Regions from separate parts of the Homo sapiens genome. Here region 2 is linked to region 1. Evidence: chromatin contacts called from ENCODE Hi-C or POLR2A ChIA-PET data. All regions are on one chromosome and are shown on one strand. The core of a region is the stretch at or near the end of the contact, and the rest is flanking DNA. Distances in the headings are between cores, read along the strand shown.

Region 1 (2,700 bases), core at 98-2,597:
CAGGAGGAAACAGCATCTGCAAAACATTTCCCCTTCTGGAAGAAGTGTTCTGATTTGACCAGCACTCAAGATGAGATTTAGGAGAAAGGAAAGGAAAAAAAAAATGAAGAGGAAATAATAGAGTTCAAGTGGTTTACCTCTTATTACATGGTGTGCTAGAGACTAATAATATTTGTTGTTTACTAACAGCCAGGCACTGTACTAAGTGATTTAATGTGAAAACATATTTAATCCTCAAACTCCATCAATCAGTTGCTGTTCTTATCCCCATTCTAGAGATAAGGAAATTGAGACATAGGGAAGTTAAGTAATTTGTCCATAATTCTAGGGCTAGAAAGCGGTGGAGATGGAATTTGCACCCAAATAATCCAACTTCAAAGCTTATACTCCATAAGAAGTATGAGGGAGTCAGTACCTTAGGAATACAAACTGGTATAAATACATTCCTTCTAGATCCATTTTCCACTGGAGTTGGGGGTACCAAATCCCACCCAAAAGGTATCCCTCTTTGTGCAACACCTGAGCACTGTATTTTCTTCGACCCTTGTACACCCTCCCAAAAGAGCCTTCTCCAATCATCTCCAACACGTGGTACTTTTCCATGACAGAGGTTTCAGGATCTCTTAGAAGGAAGAAAGTAGAGACGGTGAAGAGCTATAGATCCAGGGACAGTTCCACAACATCTGGGACGCCTAGTTGGGGCACGGGAAAGGAAAAATGTTAGCCACCTTGCCTTTTCCTCTTTTTCACAATAAAGCCTCAAAAAACATGGGAGGGTGGAATGCATGCAAAGATGATGCGCTCTTGGAACAAACAGAGCTTCTCTTTGTAGTTCCTCCCCACTTTCATCCTCCTGTCCCCAACCCGGCCCCATGCCCAACTAACACCTGGTTCCCCTTCTCCCTCACCCAGCCTGGCTCACTCGACCCTACTCTTTCAACCTAGCCTCGCCCAACCAACCCTGCTCCTTTGAGTCTCCCCCAAGTTCCTGCCACTCCCAGACTCCTCAGCACCCGCTCTCAGACCCCCTGGCCCGTGCGCTTCGCAGGCCAGAGCCCCTCTCTCACCCCCAGCCTAGGAGCTCCAAGCTCCTCAGGCCAAGGGACGGATTCCCTGGCGTTTAGCCCCATCTCTTCTGGCTGCCTGCATACGTTGCCTGACTTATAATTCTTCTCCACCCGCCTCTCCCTCCGGTCTCTTTCGGCTCCCTTTCTTACAATTTTACTCGCTAGAACTGGTGAGAAGTTCAGAGGACAAAGGCGCTCAGAGGTGTGGAATGGACGGCGGACCACACATGGGCACTTCCTGGGACACATCCGAACTGCCTCAGGGCCATCAGGCCCGGCTAAGGACCCGGAGTCTGCGGTTGCCTAGAAACGACGCTAGCTGCCCACCCCTCTTAGTTTTCCGCCTCCGACTTCCCTAAGGGCATTTCCGGTTCCGGCTGCGGGCCGGTGAAGATATGGCGGCGTCTGCGTCTGCAGCTGCAGGGGAGGAGGACTGGTAACTTTGGGGGCATGGGCTTTGGCTGACAGCCTGGATCTAGTCCAGAGGCCTAGCAGCTGTCGCAGACGGTCCGTACGGCGGGCGTGTGGGGTGGAGCGAGGGATGAGGGATGGCAGAGATGCTGACATCTCTGGGAAAGCTGGACTGGGGAACGGGAGGGTGGAGGGGCGCTGATCTGAGTGAGAGGAGAACGGGTCGGCGCCCGCCAGGCCAGTTCAGGCCTCGCCGCATCCGGTTCGATCCCTTTTCCTCCAGCTTCACGCCATCCCTTTCTCTCCTCCTCAAATGAATTTTCTCAGGGGCTTTGGGGGATGCCTGCCCATCAGACCTCCCCATCTCCCTTTCTCCTCTCAGAACCAGTGCCCTCCAGTTCCGGCCCCCTTTCCCCTTGGATCAGCCTTTTTCCGCCGACGCTTTCCTCAGCCTTCTCTCTCTCACACAGCACTAGTGAGGACTATTGTATGAATAAAGCTTTACACTTCATATAAAGTCCCTCTAGTCCTTCTCTCAAGCATTCTTAACCAAAGACTAGAACATGGAAGGACTCTGGGATTTGGAAGTAGGATCAATGTGGGTTAACTCCACATTTTATTAGCTGTGTGATGCTGAACAGGCCATCTAGCTTCTGTGAGTCAGTGTCCTCAGCTGTAAAAAAAAAAAGTGGGTGTGGCATTTACCTCAGAATAGTTGAGAGGATCACGACGGATTTGTAATATACTTAAGTCTGTTTTTTGTTTTGTTTTGTTTTGTTTTTTGAGACAGAGTCTCACTCTCGCCCACGCTGGAGTGCGGTGGTGCGATTACGGCTCACTGCAGCCTCGACCTCCCCAGGCTCAGGTGATCCTTCTGCCTCAGCCTTCCGAGTAGCTGAGACTACAGGTGTGTGCCACCATGCCTGGCTAATTTTTGTATTTTTTGTAGAGACGGAGTTTTGCCATGTTGGCCAGACTGGTCTTGAACCCCTGGGTTCAAGTGATCCTCCCACCTCAGCCTCCCAAGGTGCTGGAATTACAGGCGTGAGCCACCACACCCGGCCTCCTTTTCATTAATAACTGAGGTGCAGGCACCTGGGAAGACTAGATGAGTCCCAAAGAAGTAAAGTGATTTGCCAAAAGATAGAAAATTATGAATAGAAATCCATATCTGTCTGACTCCACACCTTAGATTCTTTGTACTAGGACATTCTTCAGTCCC
Region 2 (2,700 bases), core at 179-2,678, 62 kb before region 1:
AAGCCTGAGCCACTGAACCCAGCCCTAGGAGAGATGGTTTTTTCGCTTAAGTTATATTTAAAATGCAAAAATGGGGAGAGTACCTTGTATTCTGATTAACAGTGTAATGGCCAAGGAAGAACTAAGATTCCTGTCTACAGCCACGAATGAATACCACCAACAAACACTGCAGAAGCCATGGGATATCGCCCTCTTTACCTGCAAAGGCTGACCTACATGGACTCTTTCTCAAGGGGAGTACAAAAAATCACAATGCAGCACTGCCAATATTCAAAATGATAATGAGCTAAAAACAGCATAAATGCTAAAACTGGATTTTGAGGCCAGTCACCTCAAAATGAGGTTACAGAAAATGGACCACCACACAAATCCAAACTATGGAAATACCGTGCTTGGAACAATTACAGCGTGTGTTTGTGGTAGAGAAGCATAGAGACAAAGGGAAAAGTCAAATCCTGCCATTCACTTTACGAGACTACAAGCACGCATGCATGTGTATTAAGTACACTCAAAATAATTCATAATCCCGTCACTTAATCCTCTTTCGGGAAGCCACATTTTCCCCACCAATGCAACACAACAGACATACCAAAGTGGTAGGAGAATGCCTAGGGAAATGAAAACTCAGGCTGGTCCCCCTGAAAAACAGCCCCACTATTGATTCCCACGTGCATCATGCTAGCTCAGCTCTTCATTCCCTTACAAGTGCTGTTCCTGGAGCCCTTTCTTCTTCTTCACCCAACTTAAAAAATCAGCTGCAACATGACCTAGGCAGTCTTCCCTGACTCCTGAGTTTGAACAGGATGCCTCACCTCTGCGCATGCCACCATCACTGCTCACAGAACATTAGCTTCAACAATGAACTAACTCATCACACTAGGAGCAAGGAGCACATTCTCCTCCAGCTGATGTCCCCAACACAGTGACTGATACACAGGAAGTGCTCAATATTCTGTTGAGTAAACAAACTGGAAAAGCACAGTAAATGAAGGGGAAACAAACTTGAATACTAGTTTGGGCACCTAATGAATGTCTGGTACCATGCTAGGCATTTTATCCATATTATCTCATTTAATCCTAAAAAAAACCTTACATTCAGTTTACTGATGATGAATCCAAGACTCAGAAAAGTTAAGTAACTTTCCTATAATTAAATAACCAATAAGTAGCAGTGCCTAGATTAAAACTCAAATCTGTCTGAGTCTACAATGCCTATTAAACAGAATGAAACACATATTTAGACTCCATCCCCTCCATTATCTTTAATCTTTAGGTACCAGACAAAAGCCAGGTTGGAAACACTCCTCCATGTTTATACCAAGGCCCTTTGTGGAAAGTCCCTAAAAGCACATCACTGACTTCTCATCAACACCACAGCCAATCCCACTCTCCCTTGTAGCCACAGGCACTCACTGCACAACACTTCCTTTTGCACACACATTGCTCAATGTTTGCCTTGCTACATCCCACCACATGAACCCTCAGTGCCAAGCACATGAACACAAATAGCCCAACACCCAGCTGGCTTGGCTTTTAATCCAAAAGAGGAAGAGGGAGGACAAGGATACATGCCTACCCTCCTCAGAAGCTGCAGGTGGCCTGCTCCCAGACAAAGTGTTAAACAACACACCTGGGCAGGTACTAGAGTAGAGTGGATTCTCTTCTCTCTAAGGTATTCCAGATCTCATATCTCTGCAATGGTCATTTCCCACTTCTTGTCTCCTCTCATAGTCCCTATATGGTTTGCATTTGTGTCCCCACCAAATCTCATGTTGAGTTGTAATCCCCAATGTTGGAGGAGGTGACTGGATCATGGAGGCGGATTTCCCCCTTGCTGTTCTCATGATAGTGAGTTCTCATGAGATCTGGTTGTTTAAAAGTGTGTAGCACCACCCTGCTTTCTCTCTCTCCTGCTCTGGCCATGTGAAGACGTGCCTGCTTCCCCTTCCGCCACAACTGAATGTTTCCTGAGGCCTCCGCAGCCATGCTACCCATACAGCCTGCAGAACCATGAGCCAATTAAACCTCTTTTCTTTATAAATCACCCAGTCTCAGGTATTTCTTTATAGCAGTACGAGAACGAACTAATACAGTCCCCATGATGTGTAGTATAGCAAGTTGGATAAGGGCCACTGTCTTCCTAAAGAAATATGTCTGGACTCAAGGGCCAAGCAGGTGAGAGGATGTTTCTGTAACTCTCTTTCTGGGAAATAGCTCCAAAGTTAGTAAGAGATATCCAAGGTTGGATAAGATGGCTGTGTTAGGAATTACCAAGCAAAGACAAATTTGTTGCATCAGATACTCTGCAGAGAGTAACTTCAAGAATGCCAAGTAAACAGTATCACTCACGACAGTATCACATACAAATGCTCCAACCTAGTTTCAGTGTTTGAGGTTCAGAAGTAGTGTCACGTTAAGACAGGGAAATGATGGTTGCTAAAAACAACTTCCTTCCTTCTCCTTATAGAGATTCCTGATGAGATCAAAACCTCAAATGGTTGGGAGGCAGAGGCCTAACTAAAGCATTCAGGCAGCTTGGGTCCCAGACCCCCAATCACTGCCACAGGTCATCTTTTCCCGCATCCTGCCCACTGCCCTACAGGAATGCAAGTGACAAACTTTAAAAAGCTTCTGAAGACCCAAAATCTAAGAAGTGAAGGAAGTGAGAACCTTGTTTTAAAAGCTAACATAGTGAGTTCT

Evidence for each region. Hi-C counts contacts between places; a loop is a spot of excess contacts on that map. ChIA-PET counts read pairs that join two places held with the same protein, here RNA polymerase II (POLR2A). Pooled maps may share reads with other maps.
Region 2: a loop to region 1 is called in a map of astrocyte of the cerebellum, with 3 times the contacts of the local background. The contact joins the enhancer-like site here to the promoter of STK36 in region 1. A Hi-C loop is called at or near these places in 2 of 168 maps with a recorded cell type or tissue (astrocyte of the cerebellum and mammary epithelial cell) and 4 of 50 pooled maps. POLR2A ChIA-PET finds 5 or more read pairs at or near these places in 3 of 52 experiments (H1, IMR-90 and MCF 10A).

The regions. Positions count from the first base shown.
Region 1 is chr2:218,670,733-218,673,432 of GRCh38, reverse strand. STK36 (serine/threonine kinase 36) reads right to left here and starts at 1,347. Exons shown (of 27, transcript NM_015690.5): 1 at 1,218-1,347; 2 at 520-692. The coding sequence starts at 603. It overlaps RNF25 (ring finger protein 25), which reads left to right and starts at 1,431. Exons shown (of 10, transcript NM_022453.3): 1 at 1,431-1,503. The coding sequence starts at 1,463. RefSeq lists an enhancer at 1,427-1,526.
Region 2 is chr2:218,732,604-218,735,303 of GRCh38, reverse strand. The region is part of intron 2 of TTLL4 (tubulin tyrosine ligase like 4); the gene reads right to left. Among named protein-coding and RNA genes, the nearest start is that of TTLL4, 23 kb to the right of the region's middle. Within about 2 kb of position 1,428, at least 12 of the 41 ENCODE cell types and tissues checked have a DNase peak (open chromatin) inside an H3K27ac peak, as active enhancers do; they include IMR-90 and mammary epithelial cell, where a contact is called at or near this core.